3 separate regions of the Homo sapiens genome follow, and regions 2 and 3 are each linked to region 1. Evidence: chromatin contacts called from ENCODE Hi-C or POLR2A ChIA-PET data. All regions are on one chromosome and are shown on one strand. Each heading gives the region's core, a stretch centred on a gene start or an enhancer-like site at or near the end of the contact. The rest is flanking DNA. Distances are from core to core; before and after follow the strand shown. Region 1 has its middle 50 kb from the start of IYD. Region 2 overlaps MTHFD1L (methylenetetrahydrofolate dehydrogenase (NADP+ dependent) 1 like). Region 3 overlaps PLEKHG1 (pleckstrin homology and RhoGEF domain containing G1).

Region 1 (3,865 bases), core at 665-3,164:
CAAATTGGGCAGCCTCCCAAGCCAGAGTAGGCTCAGAGACTCCAACGCAGCCATCTGGTGGAAAAGTTATGGTCAGAAAAAGGAAAGTGACACACAGAAAACAGAAGTGAGGTGCAGAAACAGCTGGATTGGTTACATCTTGGCATTTACCTTATTTGAACATGGCTTGAACAGTTGGCCCCCTTTGATTGGCCAAAACTCAATGATTGTCACAGAAATAGGTTACAGTCTGTTTATACCTCCATTTAATGTATAGCTCACCATATAGGGAGAAACCTTTAGGCTAAATTTAGAATATGTAAGGAGGCAGCTTTAGGCTAAACTTGATTTAACGTGTGTGTATGGTAGATATCAGAATACTTTGCAACAATATCCATGTTCTCTTCTTCTTGAGATAGGTCCTTGGGACTAGTTCTTATGAATGGGATGTAAGCAGAAATTATGTATGTCATCTTCAGACTGAGGCGGTTGAGTGGAATGTGATTTATCCATTTGCCCTCTCTTTTGTCACCTGTTGATAGGATGCAAAGCATTGGTAGAGGGAACCATGGTACTAGAAGATGACAGAGCAACCAGTTTGAAAGAGCCTGGATCCCTGAATGAATGTATGGAGCAGGGCTCTCTCTCTGTTGAATGGTGATGAGAGTGAGAAATAAACCTTCATTGTACAAAGCCACTGAAATGGTTTTTTGTTACTGCAGCAAGTATTACTTGCTGCTACTAATGCCAAGTATAAATCATATTTAAATCTTTGCCATCCTGGGATTCAATTTAATTATACAAAACTAAATTCATGTCTACTTTAATATTCATGTTTTCTCATAGAAGATACCATTTTTTAAATAATAGGAGCGCCAAGCCCCAGAACATAGCTCTAAGGTGAAAATGTATAATGTCATAACTTATTACATGACATCTGGGTCAAGAGAATAGAGAAGACGGTGGGGTTTAAAAATAAAAAGTAAATAAGGGTTATAAAAAATGCAATACTATATAAAAATTGATCCAATGTATTCAAAAATTAAAGACTCTCTATCTCTTAATAAATACCAAAGTACCACAAGATTCTTTATATACACCAAGGACTAGGCAAGTAGAAAAAACAAACAAACAACTTTAACCTTATAATTCTAGAATGAAGGATCATCTCCAGAGTCCTCAGTAGGGCGCTTATAAACAGCTCCTAAAATCTTGTCAGCACAATCAAGGGCTGTTTCTCAATCTCTTTGTATAAAAAACTAGATTCTGTATTAGTCTGTTCTCAGGCTGCTAATAAAGACATACCCAAGGCTGCGTAATTTATAAAGGAAAGAAGTTTAATTGACTCACAGTTCCATGTGGCTGGGGAGGCCTCACAATCATGGCAGAGGACGAAGAGGAACCAAGACACATCTTACATGGAGGCAGGCAAGAGAGCGTGTGGAGGGGAACTGCCCTTCATAAAACCATCAGATCTCATAAGACTTACTCACTATCACAAGAATAGCACGGAAAAGGCCCACCCTCCCAATTCAATTACCTCCTAGGGGGTCCCTCCCACTGCATGTGGGAATTATGGGAGCTACAATTCAAGGTGAGATTTGGGTGGGGACACAGCCAAACCATATCAGACTTTATTCATTTTGGTTCTTCCTTTGAGGAAACTGAGTCCCATAAGGAAATGGAGGAAAACATGGCCAGCAGTGCCAACTCTCACCCCATTCACTTCCCGCCCTCAAGGGTGTGCTGCCCTTTCCTTAGCACCACCCACTCCAGGGCCGTCACCATCGCAGTGGGGGCTCTCCGTGTTTCCTGAGATCTCAAACCCAAGCGTTTCTTGGGGCAGCAGCGGGGGGCCTCGCCATGGAACTCCCGGCTCCCACGAGGGCTTCCGTGCCTGCTGGCTCTTCCGGCTTTGAGCGTCCGCACGAGAAGCCCCCTGCTGGCCACATTCATGGCGTGGGGACCTCGGGCTAAATAAATTTCATTTCTCTCTTCTCCCTCCTAAGTGTCTTCCACTATTTTCCTTTGTTGGCTCTGGACTTGTTCTAAATGCAGCCCTACTAAACTTTCGGGGGGCCTGAGTGTTTCTGGCATTAAGGGGTGCAGTGGGGCGGGGGGTGCAGAGGGGCTGGGGCTGCGCTGGGAGATGGCGTTGTGTTAAGTGAACGTGGACACAGTGGTATTTACAGCCTCACTAACGTGCCTTGTCTTGCTGCCCTAGCCTCTGACTGTGAATAAAACACTTCTCCTATTTTTTTTTTTAAGACAAATGACAAATAAAGCTGGGTGAAGAAAGTAATCATTTACTTTGTGTCTTCGGACATGACATTTCTTTCCTAACATCTTTCGGAAAGCTGGAGTTCCCTAATGCCCTGCTAAAGAAAATGATTGACATCTTTCAGAGGGCTAGGAAATTTATGCGCTGGAAAACAATTTCCAGGACGTTGGAGATGAGTAATTTCCCTCTCTATCACTATGTGTACAAAAGAAAAGGGACCCAGGGCGCTGATGTAACTGTATGAAAAATAAATGTGTGGCAAAGGAATAGTAAAAATACTTGAACTGAAAACAAAGAGAAGTAATCATTTTTTATAGTTTGGCTGTAGTCACTGAACAATTGATTTAGATGACTAAGTCTAACACATCTGTATTTACACGATCTGGAAGACATAAATTACTAACACGTAGAAAAATTTTGGAGAGGGGAAGTAAACTACAGCTTAAGTATCTGATGAAGTAATCTAGCAAGACTCACTTTTTCATTTCTGCTGAAGTCTTGATTACATCTAGCATGACTGTGCCATCTAGTGGTTTCACAGTAACTGCCTCGAGTTGGAGGATACAGTTCGGAAAATTGCTTTGAATATCCCATGAACTCTTGGGTAGGTGCAAAAGTAATTGCTGGTTTTGCCATTAAAACAGCAATTTCTTTTGCACAAAAATGGCCCAATAAGAAAGAGATTGAAAGAGTATTTCCACGGCACCCACACGCAGCTAGTTCTGAATTACTTAAGCCAATCATGGCATGAAAGCTCATGAACTTCACACAAATGCCTCAATTCAAACCACTGATTTCATCATCTAAAAGCATCTACTCGGTGTCAAAATGCGTATTGTGGCTGTATATCAAAGACACCATCAGGGTCTGTGGGCTTTGTCACTGTCCCCAGATGTTTATCTGCTGAGGAGAGGAGATGCAGGCTTCTCTTTCCTCTGTTTACAAGGTGCTAAGAGATACTGAGAATATCTGTAGCAACTAATAAGATCACAGAAGAACCCCCAAACTCAATAGCCATCCATCAACCAACCAAAGGCTGATGTTATTCACACAATAACGTTGACTTCCCCATATTTCTTGCTCTGAAATTTTGGGGATCTTTGATCATTTTAGCTTTAAAGTTGGAGCCCAGCCACACCAGCTTGTGATCTCTCTTCCTCTACCTGGAATCCCCTGCTCTCTCATCTGCGTTCTGGAGGCCACCAGTGCCCACCTAAGGTTGTTCCCAGCTCGCAAGTATCCCCAGTTCTGTGCAGTTCCCTGCTGAGCCACTCACATTCTCAACTGCGGGGACCTCAATGGCAATCACAGTACGAGAGCCACAAGAAACTCAGGGAAGAAAAATTAGAAAACAGCCTCCAGATCTCCAGGGAAGGAATAGTCATAGTTTATGTTACAAGTTGTTTTGAATAACTGCACACTTCATGTAGATCTATAAAAACGTCAATGTACAGAGTGGTAAAACAGCTAGGCTAAGAGGGGAGCAAGGCGGGGCCAGAACCCTCTATAACCTTTGGAAATGTTAGAGAAATGGAAAAGTGCCATAATTTTTTAAACATAATTCTACTTATTCCAAATCATTGACACGATTTTGAGATATAATTT
Region 2 (3,865 bases), core at 425-2,924, 460 kb before region 1:
GGAAGGTGGTAGCCTCCCCATCCAGCCCCTGCAGGGTCTACCGGATCTGGAATCTAACTTTATAAATCTGCTTACAACCTATAACCATTAACACATTGTGTTCTTTTTGGCCACAGTACAAAACACTTCCTATATTTCCATGGAGGAAAATGGGGTTTTAATCCCCAGGAAGCATGCTTATCCCCCACTGGAGACGGCCGGTATCCTTTGTTCTATGAAGCTTATGTCACTCCATGACATGAATCACAGGCCAACATTACAGCACCCAATAGTTATGATGTTCCCCTCCAAATTTCAAATAAAACCTTGTGTCATTAAGAAAAGTATTTATTTTGCTTTTCTCAACTGGCCTGGGACTAAGACAGAATATGGTACTGCTGGGGAATCAGGTTTCTAAGTTTTCTTCTCTGGTCTGGTAGAATTACCAAGGAAAAAACTATTAGAAGAATAGAGCTGGCTAAAGATTGTATAAGTCAGACCGGAATTTATTAAATGAATCTGATGGTGTAAGATCATATGGCATTGAAGCACTATAAAAGGGCTAATGTATTTTCCAAAATATGTAACTTTTGCATGCAGAATTTTAAAAGGCTACAGATGGCCAGACACGGTGGCTCACGCCTGTAATCCCAACATTTTGGGAGGCTGAGGTGAGTGGATCACAAGGTCAGGAGATAGACACCATCCTGGCCAACATGGTAAAACCCCGTCTCTACTAAAAATACAAAAATTAGCCAGGCATGGTAGCGCATGCCTGTAATCCCAGCTACTCAGGAGGCTGAGGCAGGAAAATCGCTTGAACCCAGGAGATGGAGGTTGTGGTGAGCCAAGATCACGCCACTGCACTCTAGCCTGGGCAACAGAGCGAGACTCCATCTCAAAAAAAAAAAAATCCTATAGACTCCTGAAATATTTAAAATGATTTTTTTATCCAATTACTGACACAGTTGAAATAAATAGAAGAAATTTAGAAAAATAAAAGCAGGCACAATAGAAAAAGTGATTTAGCCATAAAGGTTGATTATTTGATTTTATTTTCTTACCCATCCACATCTTTTTCTGGTTTCAAGGCATTGAGGACTTTGTTGCTAAACAAGTTCTCAGAGATCTGAAGGGCAAGGCCATGTACTCTGGTATCTTCATTGATCTTTAAGATTTCATCTATAATCTAAAGAGAAAACAAAAAAACAAAATAAAAATTAGTTTTGTGAAAATGAGACCCAACAAAGGAAGCTTTATATAAAAAGTGGATTCATGAAAATGCATCTGTTATAGTTTGTTGTTGTTTTGCTCCTTGTTGGAAACTTGGTGTAAAGCATAATAAAAAGCCTATTTTTTTCTTTTCATCATGTGTACAAGGCTCAAAAAAAAAATTAAAAGGCTTGGCTGAATTTTTTAGTGACTTCTCTGCCTTTCTATGGCTCTACTCTGTGCCAGAAAAAGACAAAACAGAACAAAACCAAAGCTCAACAGCTATTAAGGTTTAGATAGACAAAGGACACTTCTCTGTCAACAAGCATACTTTAAGCCAAACACACTGCCAGTTTTCAGGAAGGACAGGAAGCATGAATCTGAAGCATTCCAATCTGGCCCAGCTAAGCCTGTGCGTTTCAAACACAATGTGTTCAACACAGCTCACTAATCATGACGTCCAAGCAGTCACAGAGGCCCTCGGGTTATCTGGACCTCAATGACACACAAGAAGCCTTTCCAAAGGCTTATGCTAGAAAAATTCTTAGCATGCACAGCTCCTTTTATGGGAAACACTAAAATAATTCACTATTTAGGAAAAAGACCAAGCTACATTTTGGGAAGCTAATAAATGTCTGGGTGTGTCTCTAAATAAGCAATGCTTTGTCCTCTCTGTCTATTTTATGCCAGGAGATAAGATCCTGATTCATCTCACTTAACAAAAATATTTGCTCACAAGTGAGAAGATACTTATCTTTGCATATAGATCTCACTCAGAGGCTCTGGGGAAGGGTTGGTTTACCATTTTTGTTTCATTGCCTAGCAAAAATCACTACCTGTGCAGTGGCAGGGGAAACCATTTGAGGTACAAAATCAGAAAGAAAGCTTTGTTTCATTCATTTGGCATTCTTTCATTCATTCAACAAATGGTTTGAGCACTTACTCTGTATCAGTTCTAAGTAAAGGAAATACAGCTATAAACAAAACTGTCCTCGTGGATCTTATACTCTAGTGGAGGAGGGAAGTTCCTCCCTTCCAAATAATAATAATAATAAAATCACTGGAAAGAATAAATGACATGCAGAAAAATAAAGGTTCAGTGGGGTAAAAGGCTAACAGAGTGATGATGGGTGGAGGGTGGTCAGAGGCCACGATGTCCAAGCAGAGACCAGAATGAAGCGAGGAAACTATTGCCACCTGTACCAAGCATTTGGTAGAAGCAACAAATGCCAACACAAATCTTAACTAATAAATTAAGGTACCTACTCTTTTTCAATATAACACCATACAAATTCACTCTATGAGAATTTTCCCAAAGAAAAATACGGAATAAATGATTCCTTGTCAAAAAATAAGTCAAGGCAAAGGTACTAAGAACACACATTGTGGAAAGAGAGCCTCTTCAATAAATAGCACTGGGAAAACTGGATATCCACATGCAGAAGAATGAAAGTAGGCCCTCATCGCTCACTTCTATAAAAATCAACTCAAAAGGAATTAAAGACTTAAATATAAGGTCTCAAACCATAAAACTACTAGAAGAAAACACAGGGGAAATGCTTCATGACATTGGTCTGGACAAGGTTTTTTTGGATAGGACCTCAACAAAATAGGCAACGAAAGCAAAAATACATCAGTGGGATTATATCAAACTAAAAACATTCTTCATAGCAAAGCAAACAATCAACAAAGCAGAGACAACCTACAGAATGGGAGAAAATATTTGCAAAGTATGCGTCCGACAAGGGGTTAACATCCAGAATATATAAGGAACTCAAATAACTTAATAACAAAAAAACAAATAATTCAAATAAAAAATGTGCAAAAGACGTGAACAGACATCTCCCAAAGGACATACAAATGGCCTGCAGGTATATGACAAAACACTCAACATCATTAATTATCAGGGAAATGCAAATCAAAACCACAATGAGATATCAAGCTAGAATGGCTATTATCAAAAATGACAATAACAAATGCTGGCGAGGATATGTGGAAAGGGGAGCTCTTGTACACTGTTGGTGGGAATGCAGATTAATATAGCCATTAGAGAAAACAGTATGAAGATTTCTCACAAAATTAAAAAAACAACTACCATATGACCCAGCCATTCCCACCACTAGGTATATACGCATGGGAACTGAAACCGCTATGCTGAGAAGCCGTCTGCATTCCCATGTTTGTTACAGCACTATTCACAGTAGCCAAGAGATGGAACCAATCCAAATGCCCATTAATGGAGGATAAAGAAAGTGTGGTGTGTATACACAATGGAGTATCATTCAACCATAAAAAGGAATGAAATCCTGTCATTTGTGGCAACATGGATGAACCTGGAGGACATAACATGAAGTGAAATAAGCCAGGTGCAGAAAGGCAAATATCATAGGATGTCACTTACATGTGCAATCTAGGAAAGCTGATCTCATAGAAATAGAGAATAGAATGGTGGTTACCAGAGGCTGGAGAGGGATGGGGGAGGGGAAATGGGGAGAGGTTGGTCCATCAGTAGGTATAAAGTTACACTTAGATAGGAGGAATAAATTCCAGTGTTCTCTTACATAGTAGAGTGACTAAAGCTAATGACAATGTATTGTATATTTCCAGACAGCTAGAAAAGATCTTGAAAGCTATCACCACAAAGAAATGATAAACGTTCTAGGTGATGAATGTA
Region 3 (3,865 bases), core at 834-3,333, 350 kb before region 1:
TTTCACAGTTTGCATCAAATTAGGTTTCGTTCTAGTGCTTTCATACTAAAATCATTGTCATGCATAAACCAATGTACATAAACCTTTTTTCAAAACAAGCTTTGTGGTAACAACTTTTCTTCTTAAGAAAGTAGTCACCTCGGTAAGAAACTAGATTCAAAAGATTTAAAAGTAGTTGGCATTAAAATCCCCAAATAGCTTGGCCTATTCTCCTTACTGTTATAAATGGAACAATCATAAGAGCTTGAGTACCTGCATAGGACAGACAGGCCCAAAAAAGGCCCAAAAAAGAAAAACAAATGGAGGCCAGAATTGAAAGAATGGTACATTTTGAACAACACATAAAACCTACACTCCCTCAAAATAAAGAAATATATTCATTGATATTTCTGTTAAATTACACATGGTCCAAAAGGATGGACTAATACTCAATGTGCAGTGAATGTCTGTATTTAATAGCAGCTTAAGACTTTGCTGGACATTTTGGAGGGCATATTGTACACAAAATTAAGAAGGTAAAACAGAAGGATGTGGATGGGCATGAGCCACACACAGCATGGCAGGATGAGGGGCGGGGCAGGGGTGGAGGGTGCAAGCCACATTCACCTGGCTGAATTCAGAGGCTCTGCAGTGGGGCTTAAAGAGAGAATGAACAATCCTTTCTCTCACTTCAAGAGCGAAGCTTGCTCATTTGCAGAAACCTGATACTAAATTCTTCATGTGAGAGAAAGGTTGAGTTAAGGGGCTTAAAGAATTTCATCTGGGGTTACAGACAAAGAACCATGGCCAGCATCCAACAACTGATGGCCCATCGCCAGCTCAAAGAGTTTCAAAAACCTCAGAGTCCATGGCAGAGAAACTAAATTTTAAAAGTTGCTTGTTTTCAGAAATTATTGAGAAAACAGATCGTGAGGAGTCCACATTTTTGTAGACCACTCTAGAAAACAGATCAAAGTTGTATGGTCATAACTTGTTCCCCCCCACTGATCATAAGTACATCTTTTAAATCTAATACTTTAACCCTAGACTAGCTCCTGAAAACTAAGGCAGCATGCCCTGCATTCACAGCTGTAATCATCTGTAGCCAAATGAGTGGTTTGAAGCTCAGTGATAATAACAGTTCATTCTGCGCCCGAAATGACAGTGTAAGGACACCAACGAAATTTATTAGAGCCTGTCATGCTGCTTATTAATTTTATTGGCTTGATGTCAGCACCTATGGTTACCCTGCTGTTAACAACTATGAAGGATCAATTTAAAACTTTTGCACTGAAAACAATTATTCTCCAAGAGGATCAAAGAATTTACCCTAGTTTGGTGAGGGAAGGAGCAGAGAGTACACACAAAAAAGGGCTTTTCACCATTTGAATGATGTTCTGTGATTTAAAATTTCTCCTATTTACTTTCTAATCAGTTTATGTCCTTAAGATCTCTACCATTATAAGATTTGCACACGAGCAGCCTCCTCTAATTAACTTTTTCATTCCTTGTAATATGTGTTATTGAAAATATCCAAGTAGATATCCAAGTAGATCTGACTTGGTCCTATTCAAAGTATGGGAAGTGGGCAGGAGCCAATTTGCAAACTGTTTGCTGCTGATCTACAAGGAGATAAGTACAGACATCAAGTAAGCATGCAGAAACTAGTTTACAGAATGATTTAATATCAATCTAATAATAAATTTGTGCTTGTACTTTGTACATCTTATTCTTCTTCTAACTTTTCTAGTATTCTTTTTTAAATTGTATTTTACAAAAGAATCGGTGTGTGATAGATGGAAAGAAAACACACACACTTGCCCCTCACCATGGATAGTTTGAGAAGCTCTGATCTACATAACCATCCAGCAGGGACATGCTATAGAAAGAAGAACTGAGACTGAAGGCAAATTCAGCGCCCTTCAGAGCTTACCTTATTTCTATGAGATGCCCGGAAATAGGTTAGTTAATAGCTCCTGCACTTCCCTTCTTCTTCTGATATCACATTAAATTTTTTTTTTTCTTTGAGACAGAGTCTCACTCTGTCACCCAAGCTGGAGTGCAGTGGCACAATCTCGGCTCACTACGACCTCCACCTCCCAAGTTCAAGCGATTCTCCTGACTCAGCCCCCTCGAGTAGCTGAGATTGCAGGCACGTGCCATCATGCCTGGGTAATTTTTGTATTTTTAGCAGAGACGGGGTTTCACCATGTTGGCTAGGCTGGTCTCAAACTCCTGACCTCAGGTGATCCACTTGCCTTGGCCTCCCAAAATGCTGGGATTACAGATGTAAGCCACTGCACCTGGCCCTGAGAAATAATCTTTTTTCATTTCTCCAATCCCTCTACCCTTTCTAGAAAGTAGTCTGTTTACCCAAAAATTTGCCTTTCAAATTTCATGTATTACGTTGGGATGCCTCTGAAACTAGAATAACTTACATGTGTATAGTAATTTACAGTTTAAAAGCACATTAACATTCATTTATACAAGCCTTCCTCCCATCTTTTTATTTTGAGGATGTAATAATGTGTGCCAAGTGCTGTTTTACAGGATAAGAATTAAAAAAAAATGCATAAAACATGATCCCTTCCCCCAGCAAGCTCCCGGTATAGTTGAAGAGCCAAGTGTAAACAAATAAATAGAATAGTGTTTTGGCAGCAAGACTGATAGAGATTCAGTTCACAAGAGAGGGCAGGAAAGGCGGAAGTGGTCCGTTCCAGGGAGGGGAGAGGCTTCACAGGGAAGGTGAGGGTGGAGCTGAATCTTGAAGGATGGAGTTTCAACACAGCGAAAGGAGGAAGAAGACAACATCTAGGAGGCCAGAAATGGGTAAACAAAGGCACAGGGTAACAAAAAGGACACTAAAAGGAGTTGAAAAGGGCTAGATTTCAGGCCAGCCAGATGTCAGGGTTGAGACCAGCTGGACAGAGCAGGGCGTGCGCCTAAACACACAGACCCTTGAGGGTGGGGCTGCACTGCTAGATGAGGCTAAATGGGGGCCGGGACAGGTCATGCAGAATCTTCCACGCTACATAGCTGGTGGTAACCACTGAAGCGTGTGGTGAGATTAAAGATGGTTCCATCATCAATAAAGAAAACAGGGCCGGGTGCAGTGGCTCATGCCTGTAATCCCAATACTTTGGGAGGCAAACACAGGTGGATCATCTAGGGTCAGGAGTTCAAGACCAGCCTGGGCAACGTGGTGAAACCCCATCTCTACTAAAAATACAAAATTTAGCGGGGCATGGTGGCAGGCACCTGTTAATCTCAGCTACTCGGGAGGCTGAGGCAGGAGAATCGCTTGAACCCGGGAGGCAAAGGTTGCAATGAGCTGAGATTGCACCACTGCACTCCAGCCTGGGCAACAAGAGCTAAACTCTGTCTTAAAAAAAAAAAGAAAAAGAAAAAGAAAATAGGAGAGAAGCTATAAAGCTGCTGGGGAGGCTGGTTAGGTGATGCATGCAGCAGACAGGTATGTGCAGACCAACTCCTAACCCTGAGTCAGGTGGAGAGGAGAGGTATTTAATGGGATGTGGAGAATAATAGAAAGCATGGAGTCCAGGGTGACAGCATGGTTGAAGTGACTGATCAGCCATGTGGGCTTTCAGTGGAAGGAAGTCTGGGGCTCCTCTCTCTTCGTCACTTCCCACCTTAAGGAGGAAGCTGCTGTTTCACCAGCTCCCAGGAAGGATGCTTTCTCATCCACTGTGGCATGAGTGAGTTAAAGTCAATGAGTACATGGGGACCCATCTGTCTCCTCTTCCTTTTGGCTGTAGCATGGAGACAGCTGGGCTGCTCCCTCTGCAGAGAAGGACCCATTGGCTTCTCTCCTCTGATTTTCCTTCCTAGGTGGCTGGTGAGGTAAAACCAAGCCAGGGCCAGCTCT

The links. A loop is a pair of places that touch in the nucleus more often than their neighbours do. ChIA-PET counts read pairs that join two places held with the same protein, here RNA polymerase II (POLR2A). Pooled maps may share reads with other maps.
Region 2: a map of PC-3 shows a loop between it and region 1 (19-fold over the local background). The contact joins two enhancer-like sites. A Hi-C loop is called at or near these places in 7 of 168 maps with a recorded cell type or tissue (Calu3, PC-3, ascending aorta and 4 more) and 18 of 50 pooled maps. POLR2A ChIA-PET finds 5 or more read pairs at or near these places in 2 of 52 experiments (H1 and OCI-LY7).
Region 3: a pooled map shows a loop between it and region 1 (3-fold over the local background). The contact joins two enhancer-like sites. A Hi-C loop is called at or near these places in 1 of 168 maps with a recorded cell type or tissue (GM11168) and 2 of 50 pooled maps. POLR2A ChIA-PET finds 5 or more read pairs at or near these places in 3 of 52 experiments (H1, OCI-LY7 and activated T-cell).

Annotation. Positions count from the first base shown.
Region 1 is chr6:150,417,265-150,421,129 of GRCh38, reverse strand. No RefSeq gene overlaps it. Among named protein-coding and RNA genes, the nearest start is that of IYD, 50 kb to the right of the region's middle. RefSeq lists enhancers at 1,163-1,729, 1,743-2,037, 1,730-2,298. Within about 2 kb of position 1,914, at least 28 of the 41 ENCODE cell types and tissues checked have a DNase peak (open chromatin) inside an H3K27ac peak, as active enhancers do; they include PC-3, ascending aorta, endothelial cell of umbilical vein and 1 more, where a contact is called at or near this core.
Region 2 is chr6:150,880,065-150,883,929 of GRCh38, reverse strand. It overlaps MTHFD1L (methylenetetrahydrofolate dehydrogenase (NADP+ dependent) 1 like), which reads right to left. Exons shown (of 28, transcript NM_015440.5): 5 at 1,044-1,168. Among named protein-coding and RNA genes, the nearest start is that of MTHFD1L, 16 kb to the right of the region's middle. Within about 2 kb of position 1,674, at least 20 of the 41 ENCODE cell types and tissues checked have a DNase peak (open chromatin) inside an H3K27ac peak, as active enhancers do; they include PC-3, ascending aorta, endothelial cell of umbilical vein and 1 more, where a contact is called at or near this core.
Region 3 is chr6:150,763,634-150,767,498 of GRCh38, reverse strand. The region is part of intron 3 of PLEKHG1 (pleckstrin homology and RhoGEF domain containing G1); the gene reads right to left. Among named protein-coding and RNA genes, the nearest start is that of MTHFD1L, 100 kb to the left of the region's middle. Within about 2 kb of position 2,083, at least 4 of the 41 ENCODE cell types and tissues checked have a DNase peak (open chromatin) inside an H3K27ac peak, as active enhancers do.